Linked DNA regions of Homo sapiens: region 2 is linked to region 1. A link is a contact called in ENCODE Hi-C or POLR2A ChIA-PET data. All regions are on one chromosome and are shown on one strand. Each heading gives the region's core, a stretch centred on a gene start or an enhancer-like site at or near the end of the contact. The rest is flanking DNA. Distances are from core to core; before and after follow the strand shown. Region 1 holds the start of ABCD4 (ATP binding cassette subfamily D member 4). Region 2 holds the start of ZFYVE1 (zinc finger FYVE-type containing 1).

Region 1 (5,827 bases), core at 1,638-4,137:
CGACATAAAAGACAGAACTTAGCCAGGCATGGTGGCGAGTGCCTGCAGTCTCAGCTACTCAGGAGGCTGAGGCAGGAGAATTGCTTGAACCTGGGAGGCAGAGGTTGCAGTGAGCCAAGATCGTGCCATTGCGCTCCAGCCTTGGGGGACAAGTCTAAAAAAAAATCCCAAACACTAATGTACCTCATTTTCCTAACCTGAAACATCATGTTATCATCTGTGCTGCTGCTGCTGTTCTCTTTGGAAGATGATAGAGCTCTTCAAGTTTCACCAGTCTTTTGCTTCTTTACAGGTCTTTCTGGAGCAACCTGCTTTTTCCTCTTTAACTTTTTGTCAACATCACTGTCAGAACCGCTGCCAGAAGAGCTTGAAGAAGTAAGTTCCTTTGATTTGGGCATTACTCTGCTCTGCTGCACTCCAGTAGCCTCCCGCTTGCTCACTGGTAACTCTGGTGTATTACTTCTTCTTCTTCTTTTTTTTTTTTTTTTTTGAAACAGTCTCACTCTTGTCACCCAGGCTGGAGTACAATGGCACAATCTCAGTTCAATGCAACCTCCGCCTCCTGGGTTCAAGTAATTCTCCTGCCTCAGCCTCCCAAGTAGCTGGGATTACATGCACCCGCCACCACACCTGGCTAATTTTTGTACTTTTAGTAAAGACGGGATTTTGTCATGTTGGCCAGGCTGGTCTTGAACTCCTGACCTCAGGTGATTTGCCTGCTTCGGCCTCCAAAAGCGCTGGGATTACAGGCGTGAGCCACCGTGCCCAGCCTGCTACTTCTTAAAAGTTTACAGTAATAGACAATGCTGAGGCACCCTGGGACAGTAATGCCACCGAATACCAAACTAGGACATTTTTGAGACTGAAAGGGGACAAGATCTGTAAACCTAGATTACCCTAGAGAGGTGACGTTGCTTGCTTTAATACTTTGGTTGCCTTATTAATTTTTCAAAAATTGCATCCTATTTTTTTGGTTTTCAAAATAAGAAAGACATACTTGAATAAAGTTATTTCCTCTTCAAAGTCTTTCTAGATTCCACTTTTCCCCATGCTGAGTTAAATGCCTTTCTCTTTGGTTCTGGGGCAGTGGTTCTCAATGCTAGGGGGTGGGGTAAAGCTGGAATTTTGGTCCTTTCTCCCCTAAGGGACATTTGGCAATGTTTAGAGACATTTTGGGATGCCTAGGTCAGAAGGAATGCCACCGGCATCTAGTGCGTAGAGGCCTGGGATACAGCTAAACATCCTACATTGCATAGGAAAGCCTACACAGCAAAGAATGATCAGGCCCCAAAACTTAATGGCGCCAAAGTTGAGAACCCCTGCTGTATGGTATGTTTGTCATAGCACTTCATAAAGACAGCTGTAGGCCGGGCACGGTGATTCACACCTGTAATCCCAGCATTTTGAGAGGCCAAGGTGGGTGGATCACCTGAGGTCGGGAGTTCGAGACCAGCCTGACCAACATGGAGAAACCACGTCTCTACTAAAAATACAAAATTAGCCGGGTATAGTGGTGCATGCCTGTAATCCCAGCTACTCGGGAGGCTGAGGCAGGAGAATCGCTTGAACCCGGGAGGCACAGGTTGCAGTGAGCCAAGATAGCACCATTGCACTCCAGCCTGAGCCACAAGAGCGAAACTCCGTCTAAAACAAAAACAAAAACAAAAAAAGGCCAGGAGCGGTGGCTCACTCTTGTAATCCCAACACTTTGGAAAGCCAAGGCGGGCAGATCACCTGAGGTTAGGAGTTCAAGACCAGCCTGACCAATATGGAGAAACCCTGTCTCTACTAAAAATACTAAATTAGCTGGGCGTGGTGGCACATGCCTGTAATCCTAGCTACTCGGGAGGCTGAGGCAGGAGGATGGCTTCAATCCGGGAGGCTGAGGTTGCCGTGAGCCGATATCGCGCCATTGCACTCTAGCCGGGGCAACAAAAGCAACACTCCGTATCAAAAAAAAAAAAAAAAAAAAAAAAATCTGTAATTGTCAACTGATTGACCTACCCAGCTAGACTGCAACTTTCATAAAGACAAGTGATACATGCATGTTGTAGAGTGTTTGGCTTGCAGTTGAAACTTAATAAGGATTGGAGGAAAGTGAGAAGACACATCCAGATTCAAATTTAGGGACCTGTGGGATCATGCTGTTTGGGTTTTTTTTGAGCCATTTCCCACCTCCCTTTGGGTACTAATCAGTCAACTGATAAGCATTTCATTCATTCAACTATCTATCTTATCTATCGATCATTATCATCTATTTATTTGTTTTTGAGACAGGGTCTCTCTTTGTCGCCCAGGCTGGAGTGCAGTGGCACAGTCACGGCTCACTGCAGCCTTGACCTTCCGGGCCCAAGTGATTCTCCTGCCTCAGCCTCCAGAGTAGCTCGGACCACAGGCGCTCGCCACCATCCCCGGCTAATGCTTTTGTCTTTTGTAAAGGCGGGGTCTTGCCATGTTGCCCAGGCTGGTCTTGAATTCCTGGGCTCAAGCGATCCTCCCGCCTTGGCCTTCCAAAGTGCTGGGATTACAGGAGTAACCCACCGGGCCCGGCTGGAAGCCTAATTTATACTTTTTTAAAGATCATGCTGGCTTCTCTGGGAGAATATGTAAAACATCTATTATACACAGAATCTAAAATACTTGCCATAAAGTAGTTACACTCTCGGATACCTATTGTCAAAAGGGAAGTCTCCCAGAAAATATGGGGGCGCTGTAGCCGCCGGGTCAGCCGAGTCCACTCTCTGGTACTTTTAGAGACGTCGGTCGCTTCCGGGAGAGTCCGCGTCTCCCGCACCTTCCTCTCTATCAAACGCCGTCTCTGTGGTAGCCGGGGCCCCGCCCCTCCTCGGACTCTACCCAGTACTGAACTAGGGGCAGCTGGGCTCCAGAGTCCCTCGGGTCTCAGGTCATGGCGGTCGCGGGGCCCGCGCCCGGAGCTGGCGCCAGGTAAGCAGGGCGGTCGGGGAGGAGGTTTGGGAGCAGGAGTTCCGGGCTGTAGGGAATGGGCTTTCCTGCCCTCCGTGCCTCGTCCGCCGCCCTGGCGCCCCCGTCTCGCCCCCGTGACTTCTGAGAGAAAGAGGAGCTCTCGAAGGGGCGTCCGCCCTCCCGCCGCTCTAGGCCGCTCCGCACCGGCCGCGGCCCCCTCCGTTCTTGGCCGGACTTGTGCCATCTCCTGCGGTGTGGGACCCTCACCCTCGCAACTGGCATTCTTTTTTTGAAAAGAAGAACCTCAGGTGCACAAAATTGAGTTGATCCTTCTCAGTTCTTGACACCCTGTGGGCCAATGCAAGGCTCCTTGTTTATTTTATCACTTCCTCTCTTCGTTCCTATTCCCAGACCCCTTTCACTCCCCTTTTCAGACAGCCACTCTGGTGTGTTATATAAGTGGCTTTACGGTCCACCTTGGGTAAATTTGTGCAAGTGTTACTTTGAAATCTATATAGCGGTTTCGAATTCTTCAATATAATATGCTGTGATTTTTCTTTAAACCTTTTTCCTCAACATTGTGTTTTTGAGTCCATCCATGCTAGTCATCTTGTTTTCACTTCTGAGTGCTTGCATGAGGGGTGCTGTGTGCATAGACTTATTCCCCTAGTGGTGGATAGATTTTTTTCTAGTATTAACACCCCCACAAGCCACACTGTAACGAATATTCTGGCAGTTGTCTCCTTGTGCATATTGTTGCATTTCTCTGGGTATCCACCCCAGAGTTGGGTCCTGGTCATATCTAATTTTGCTGGATTGTTCTTTGGAATGGTCACACTAGTTTATACTTCCCGACGGGCAGTGCATAAAGCTTCCTGTTTCCCGGTATCCCTCCATCGTTCAGTGGCGGCTGGTTTTGTAATGTTTATCAGTCTGGGGGGTGTAAGGTGGTATCCCATCGTGTACATTTTCTTTCTTTCTTTCTTTCTTTCTTTTGAGACGGAGTTTTGCTCTTGTTGCTCGGGCAGGAATGCAGTGGCATGATCTCGGCTCACTGCAACCTCCGCCTCGGGTTCAAGCGATTCTTCTGCCTCAGCCTCCTGAGTAGCTGGGATTACAGACGCGCGCCACCACACCCAGCTAATTTTTTGTATTTTTAGCAAAGATGGGGGGGTTGGCCAGTCTGGTCTTGAACTCCTGACCTCAGGTGATCCACCCGCCTCGGCCTCCCGAAGTGCAGGGATTACACTTCCCGACGGGCAGTGCATAAAGGAATTACAGACGTGAGCCACTGCTCCCGGCCTACATTTTCATGTGTTTATTAAACGTGGGTTTTCCCTTTTTTGAATTGCCTGTTTATATCCCTTCCCACTTCTCTGTGGATTTCCTATGTTCCTGGCTTGCAGGAATTCTTGTAGGCTCTAGATTTAGATCCTGGCCATGCCCGGTGGCTCACACCTGTCATCCTATCACTTTGGGAGGCTGAGGTAGGTGGACCACTGGAGTCCAGGAGTTCAAGATCAGCCTGGGCAACATGGTGAAACCCCATCTCTACCAAAAATACAAAAATTAGCTGAGCGTGTTGACGCACGCCCGTACTCCCAGCCACTAAAAAGGCTGAGGTGGGACAGTCGCTTGAACCCGGGAGGCAGAGGTTGCCCTGAGCTGAGATCGCACCACTGCATTCCAGCCTGGGCAACAGAGCAAGACCTTGTCTCAAAAAAAAAAAAAAAAAGATTTTAGGCCAGGCGCGGTGGCTCACGCCTGTAATCCCAGCACTTTGGGAGGCCGAGGCAGGTGGATCACCGGAGGTCAGGAGTTCGAGACCAGCCTGACCAATATGATGAAACCCCGTCTCCTACTAAAAATACAAAAATTAGCCGGGCGTGGTGGCATGCACCTGTAATTGCAGCTTGTCAGGAGGCTGACACAGGAGAATCACTTGAACCAGGGAGGCGGAGGTTGCAGTGATCCGAGATTGCGCCGTTGCATTCCAGCCTGGGCAACGAGCAAAACTCCGTCTCAAAAAAATAAAGATTTCAAGTCCTTGTTGGTTTTGCACTCTGCAGATACCACCTCCAAGTCTTCTAACTTAATCTATGGCACTGTGTTGAATAAAAACATTTAACTCTAATGAAGTTAAATTCATCAGTTTTCCCCTGTATAGGTTTTTAAGGTATCTTCATTAAGACATTTTTCTACATTTCCTTCTATTAACATGATAGTGTTACTTTTCACGTTTAGATTTTTAATCCATTTGTAATTTTTTAAGTTTTTTGTTTTTGGTTTTTTTTTTTTTTTTGAGACGGAGTTTTGCTCTTGTTGCCCAGGCTCTTGTTGCAATGGCGCAATCTCAGCTCACTGCAACCTCTGCCTCCCAGGTCCAAGCAATTCTCCTGACTCAGCCTCCCGAGTAGCTGGGATTACAGGCATGAGCCACCACGCTTGGCCAAAGAATTTCCTTTGTATCCGTGGTCTGTTCCCAGCCTACCATCTTCAGCATTTGAAAACCATTCTTTCTGCATGGCCTGGACCCTCTACAGAACAATGTGGATGAGCTTAATAACTACTCCCTAAGGCTTAATTATTGTCTTGGGCTTTTCTCTGCCTCCCCACCTTCTCTTCAGGCCCAGGTTAGATCTGCAATTTCTCCAGCGGTTCCTGCAGATACTGAAGGTTTTGTTTCCTTCTTGGTCATCACAAAATGCCTTGATGTTCCTGACCCTTTTGTGCCTGACCCTACTGGGTGAGTGAGTGAGCCCAGACTAGAGGAGGGAGGGGAGCTCTGGTTTGGGGTCCCTTTCCATCTTTTTTTTTTTTTTTTTTTTTTTTGAGACAGAGTTTCTCTCTTGTTGCCCAGGCTGGAGTGCAGTGACATAATCTCAGCTCACTGCAACCTCTG
Region 2 (5,827 bases), core at 1,815-4,314, 1.3 Mb after region 1:
TTTAATCCTCATATATGGGTCATTATTATGTAGATTTGATTTTGCTAGTGGTTTACTTATGTCCCTGGAATCATAAGGTAAAAAGTATTGGACTTCAAGTCAGCAGATACAGTCTTGTCCCAGATTTGTCAATAATTTGTTGTGTAACCCTGGCAAGTCACTTAATCTTAGTTTTCTCTTCTGGGTTAACAATTATCAAGATAGAATCATAGTATGTTGGAATTGGCAGGGACTTCATTAATTACAATTTCTATTTTGTGGAGAGGTTGAGTGACTTACCCAACCACCTGTATAGTCAGGACGTTTTCTTTCTTTCTTTCTTTTTTTTTTTTTTGAGATGGAGTCTCTCACTCTGTCACCCAGGCTGGAGTGCAATGGCACGATCTCGGCTCACTGCAACCTCCAACCCCCGGGTTCAAGTGATTCTCTTGTCTCAGTCCCTCTAGTTGCTGGGATTACAGGTGCACGCCGCCATGCCTGGCTAATTTTTTGTGTGTGTGTGTGTTTTAGTAGAGATGGGTTTTTACCATGTTGCCCAGGCTGGTCTTGAACTCCTGAGCTCAGGCAATCCACCCGCCTCAGCCTCCCAAAGTGTTAGGATTACAGGCGTGAGCCACTGCGCCCAGCCTCTTTTTTTTTTTTTTTTTTTTTTGAGATGGAGTTTTGCTCCATTGCCCAGGCTGGAGTGCAGTGGCACAATCTTGGCTCACTGGAACCTCTGCCTCTGGGGTTCAAGTGATTTTCCTGCCTCAGCCTCCAGAGTAGCTGGGATTACAGGCACATGCCACCATTCCCAGCTAATTTTTTGTATTTTTAGTATAGTCATGGTTTCACCATGTTGGCCAGGACCTCAAGTGCTCTGCGTGCCTTGGCCTCCCAAAGTGTTGAGATTACACACAGGAACAACCACACCAGGCCTTCAGGAGCTTTTCTAGAGCAAGCAGTCAATCTTTGGCAACACAGACTCAGGCTTTCTTTCAATGTTGTTTCAAGAAACAAACAAAAAGTGAAAGCACTAAACAAATATAAGGCCATAAAAAAAGAAAAAAAAGCCTGATAAATGTTAACCATTAGCCTGCACTGTAGCCTGAAAACTTATCTGAAAATTTAGCCCATCTAACGCAAAGAAAATTTCTTTCTTTTTTTTTTTTTCTTGTTTGAGACAGAGTCTTGCACTGTTGCCCAGGCTGGAGTGCAATGGTGCGATCTTGGCTCACTGCAACCTCTGCCTCCCGGGTTCATGTGATTCTCCTGCCTCAGCCTCCCGAGTAGCTGGGATTACAGGTGCACACCACCACACCCAGCTAATGTTTTGTATTTTTAGTAGAGATGAGGTTTCACTATGTTGGCCATGCTGGTCTTGAACTCCTGAGCTCATGATCCGCTCTCCTTGGCCTCCCAAAGTGCTGGGATTACAGGCATGAGCCACCGTGCCTGGCCCTCAAAGATAATTTCAAATTGAGAAGTTCTGAAAGTATAATAGCTTTTTTTTTTTTTTTTTTTTGAGACAGAGTTTCCCTCTTGTTGCCCAGGCTGGAGTGCCATGGCGTGATCTCGGCTTACTGCAACCTCTGCCTCCCAGGTTCAAGCAATTCTCCTGCCTCAGCCTACCGAGTAGCTGGGATTACAGGCATGCATCATCACGCCCGGCTAATTTTGTATCTGTTAGTAGAGATGGAGTTTCTCCATGTTGGTCAGGCTGGTCTCGAACGCCCGACCTCAGGTGATCCGTCCACCTCGACCTCCCAAAGTGCTGGGATTACAGGCATGCGCTACCGCGCCCAGCCTGAGAAGTTCTGAAACTATAGAAGGAAAGATCAGAAAAATAATAGGTAGGAAAAAAAATTCATGGTTGGCTTGGAGAATACCCTTGAAGGGTGTTAAGTAAAAATGATAGGAGGCCTTTGTTTTGGACTAAACTCCTGCACCAGGCCCCAATAGACCTGGCTAAAATAAAAATGGAGTCACCCATGCTAAAGTTTCACCTCACCAAATCCAAACTAAGTTGTTACCAAACCCAAGCTAAGTTGTTATCTGACCTTCAGAGAAATCAGGAAAGAGGGATAAGGACAGCCAGTTTCCCAAACAGGCTTGTTTTAATGTTGCATGATAATGAAGCTCCCTCTGTTGTAATCCTTACACAAAAGAAGTAGCCTGAAGTAACTGATGTCAACTAATCAGTTATTTTTCTATTGTTCTGTCTCTCTGTCCTCACCTTCCAAGGAAAGTAGCTTAGAAGTGACCAATATGTCAAGGTCCCATGAGAAGACTGAAAAAAAGAGAAGAAAGAGGAAAGAAAAGAATGACAAGAAAGAGAAAGAAAGAAACCAATATGCTCTTTGTTCTTTGCTTTTGCTTCCTCAAGCTTTTCTCTGTCTACAAAGCCAACCTCTCCTGCTCAGCTCATCAGAACATTCACTCCACTTTCTGGAATGAAGTGTTGCCTGATCCTAGAGTCGCAATAAAGCCAACTGAGATCTTAAAACTAAATTCGTTGTAATTTTGTCCTTTGCCAAGGGGGGAAAAACAACAAAAACTTCCCAAGAGTACCTATATCCTCTTATCACTTTTTCTGGTCTTTTCCTTAGTTTTTGCGAAGTGAAATTGGGAAGGTGGAGACTGTCTGTGCTCACACGTTTCTGAGGGAATGGTGTGCAAGAGGTTACTTGAATCCAAATTAATTGACTCACCATTTCCCACTTATACTAGACATTATTACATCAGTTCTCTAATGTAGCACCATGCCTTCCCCAGTTACAACCCAAAAGAACGTGCTGAAACCTGCGGACACCACACTCAATGCAAAAACTCCAAGTCCCGAAATCCTCCGTAGCCTGTCCCCACCGCCTCCTCGCAAGAGCAGCCTCTTCAGTACTGGGAGTTGTAGTCATTCAGAGTCTTCCTTTCCGGGATGAGGGGCGAGAGCGCGCCTCGAGGAGCTACATCTCCCAGGAGGCAGTGCGCACTACGCCCTTGCTGGCGCCGGGATCCTCCCTCTCTCGCTCCTCCCTTTCTGGGCTGCACCGCTCACGCCTTCCTGTTAGTCCGAGCTGGGAGAAGTTCACTCCGATCAGCTGATCCCAACTGACAACAGGAGAGGAGGAAGCCCGGGAGGCAACGAAGGAGGAGGGTGGCGGAGATGGAGATGAGGATGGATCTGCCGGTGTCCTGAGGAATAGCCTCTGCCCCCACTGGCGCCCTGCGGCCCCCCGACGCCGCCTTGCTGCGGCCGAGCTTCTCAGTGGTGGGATCCCCGGGCCGCGGCGGGCAGGGCAGGGCGGGGAGGGCACGGCCCAGCGCGGGGCGAGTGATCGTCCTGGGGCTCAGGCTGCCCTCGGGAGGAAGGGGGGGCGGGTGCGGCGGGGGTGGGGGTGGGGTGGTATAAACAATGGATTCGGCTCCGGGTTTTGCCGGCGTGGGGGGGATTTTGGGGGACCTTCTTTGTTCTTAGGCTCCGCTCCTGCCCCTCGGGTTGTGGCGGTGGTGTCCGGGTGGAAGGAAGGGTGAGGAACCCCCGGCTGGGGAGAGGTGTCGAGGTGGGGGCCCGAGTGGGCAAAATGTTTGGTTGACATGGCCGGGCGTGAGGTGTACTTTTGAAGGTTGATTTTATATTTTTCTCAATTGTGACAAGTTTGATTTTTGTTTCTGTTTTGGGAGCTGGCTGGGCATGTCTGAGGTTAGATTGTAGTAAATAAGATCCCCTAGTCACTCCCTTCGCCTTCCTTGTTTATCTGAAAATAAGGTTGATAGATTGATTACTGTAGGGGAGGAGTGACTATCAGAAAGGCAGGGCTTTACACCTTGTCGGGGCCTTGGAATGCGGGTCAAGGCTAGGGGGAATTAGGAATATAATTGTCAAAGTGACAAAAGCCCCTTTCTTGCCCCAGTTATCTTTTTTCGTATTTTGAAGTTATTTTTAAGTTAGTTTTTAAGTGACAAAGAGAAAAATTATTTGTTTTGATTCACTGCAGGCCTGGCTTTGCCATGGGTCAAAGTAGAGGAATTGTCTCCTGTTGCTCCTTTTTTTTTTTTTTTTCAGTTAGTGAAAGAAGGGACAGAAGAATTACAGTGTAAAAAAATTGTTTTTAAAGATGAAATTGTTACTATTGTTTCTAAGTTTTGAGTCTTTAATATACATCTAGCTAGAGTTGAAACAATCCAGTTACAAGGCTAACCAGGTCGGCCCAGGTATTTGATAGATCTAAAGTTTATTATTACATTTTCATTAGCTTTGTGAAGGCCTCTCCACTCCTCCCAATTGTGGGATGCATGTGGGGGTGCAGAGGGCTGTCCTTCCAAGGACTACTCACTTAGTGATTTAGATTCTGAATTTAATATCTGAATGAACAGAAAATTCCAGTCTGGGAAATAGAGCAGCAAAGTCTCTTAAATGCCTTGGGCCTAGAGGTGGCGTTTGTTGTCAAGAGGAGGAGCTTTAGCCACAATTTTGAGATTTTTTTTTTTTTTTTTTTTTTTGAGGGAGTCTTGCCCTGTCTTCCAGGCTGGAGTGCAGTGGCAAGATCTTGGCTCACTGCAACCTCCGCCTCCTGGGTTCAAGTGATTCTCCTGCCTCAGCCTCCCTAGTAGCTTGGATTACACGTGCCTGCCACCATGCCCAGCTAATATTTGTATTTTTAGTAGAGATGGGATTTCACCATGTTGGACAGGGTAGTCTCGAACTCCTGACCTCAAGTGATCTGCCCACCTCGGCCTCCCAAAGTGATGGAATTACAGGTGTGAGCCACTGCGCCTGGCTATACAACAAGCCAGTGTAAGTGTTAAGATAGAAAATGAGATTTCTGGCCAGGTGCGGTGACTCACGCCTGTAATCCCAGCACTTTGGGAGGCCAAGGCGGGCAGATCACCTGGGGTCAAGAGTTCAAGACCAGCCTGGCCAACATGGTGAAACCCCGTCTCTACTAAAAATACAAAAATTAGCTGGGCATTGTGGCTAGCGCGTGTAATCCCAGCTCCTTGGGAGGCTGAGGCAGGAGAATCGCTTGAACCCGGGAGGCGGAGGTTGCAGTGAGCCGAGACTGTCCCATTGCACTCCAGCTTGGGCAGCAAGAGCAAAACTCTGTCTCAAAAAAAAAAAAAAGAAAAAAAAGAGGAATGAGATTTCTCTCAGCAGTTCTGGGCTAATATTTAATTTAGTCAAAAAAAATTTTTTTAAAGGTGCACTTCTGTTTTTTAGATGAGTGAAATCCTTTTCCTTCCTCTATTCTAGGTATCCCCTGAAATACTGACTTCAGGTCGAATTATATTGAAAAGCTCCTGACCACTTTCTTTCATTACCAAAACTTTGTAGCTGATGTCCAACCGATGAACCCACCACCGTGAACCCATCAGACCTCTCTCAGATAGCCATAAAAGACCCTTCCAAGTCAATTTTGACCACATCTTTGCTTGCACTTTATGGAGGATGAAACCATCAAACCAAATCAACGTTGCTGCTAATACAAGAGTCTTAGAGGCAGCAAATTAAAAATTTGAACATTTGTTTGTGAAGAACTATAACAGGACATGAAAGGTGTTCTTTTTTAAAGTGTTCAGAACCCTGTGGAAGTTTCGTGCAGTCTTCAGACTCAAATCTTCGTCTTCACCCCCGGGGCAAGCTCAGTGACTATTATATGGTGGGTGTGTTTCCTTACCAGCGTGAGTATGAGTGCCCAGACTTCCCCAGCAGAGAAGGGCCTGAATCCGGGGCTGATGTGCCAGGAAAGTTACGCTTGCAGCGGGACTGATGAAGCTATCTTTGAGTGTGATGAGTGCTGCAGTCTGCAGTGTCTCCGCTGCGAGGAGGAGCTCCATCGGCAGGAGCGCCTGA

Evidence for each region. A loop is a pair of places that touch in the nucleus more often than their neighbours do. ChIA-PET counts read pairs that join two places held with the same protein, here RNA polymerase II (POLR2A). Pooled maps may share reads with other maps.
Region 2: a pooled map shows a loop between it and region 1 (13-fold over the local background). The contact joins the promoter of ZFYVE1 here to the promoter of ABCD4 in region 1. A Hi-C loop is called at or near these places in 8 of 50 pooled maps. POLR2A ChIA-PET finds 5 or more read pairs at or near these places in 2 of 52 experiments (HEK293T and activated T-cell).

The regions. Positions count from the first base shown.
Region 1 is chr14:74,299,994-74,305,820 of GRCh38, reverse strand. It overlaps ABCD4 (ATP binding cassette subfamily D member 4), which reads left to right and starts at 2,887. Exons shown (of 19, transcript NM_005050.4): 1 at 2,887-2,946; 2 at 5,553-5,671. The coding sequence starts at 2,909. It also overlaps a transcript of VRTN not described here and the pseudogene SUB1P2. RefSeq lists an enhancer at 2,439-2,798 and a silencer at 3,059-3,138.
Region 2 is chr14:73,024,343-73,030,169 of GRCh38, reverse strand. It overlaps ZFYVE1 (zinc finger FYVE-type containing 1), which reads left to right and starts at 3,064. Exons shown (of 12, transcript NM_021260.4): 1 at 3,064-3,244; 2 at 5,228-5,827. The coding sequence starts at 5,662. RefSeq lists an enhancer at 2,722-2,921 and a silencer at 3,152-3,361.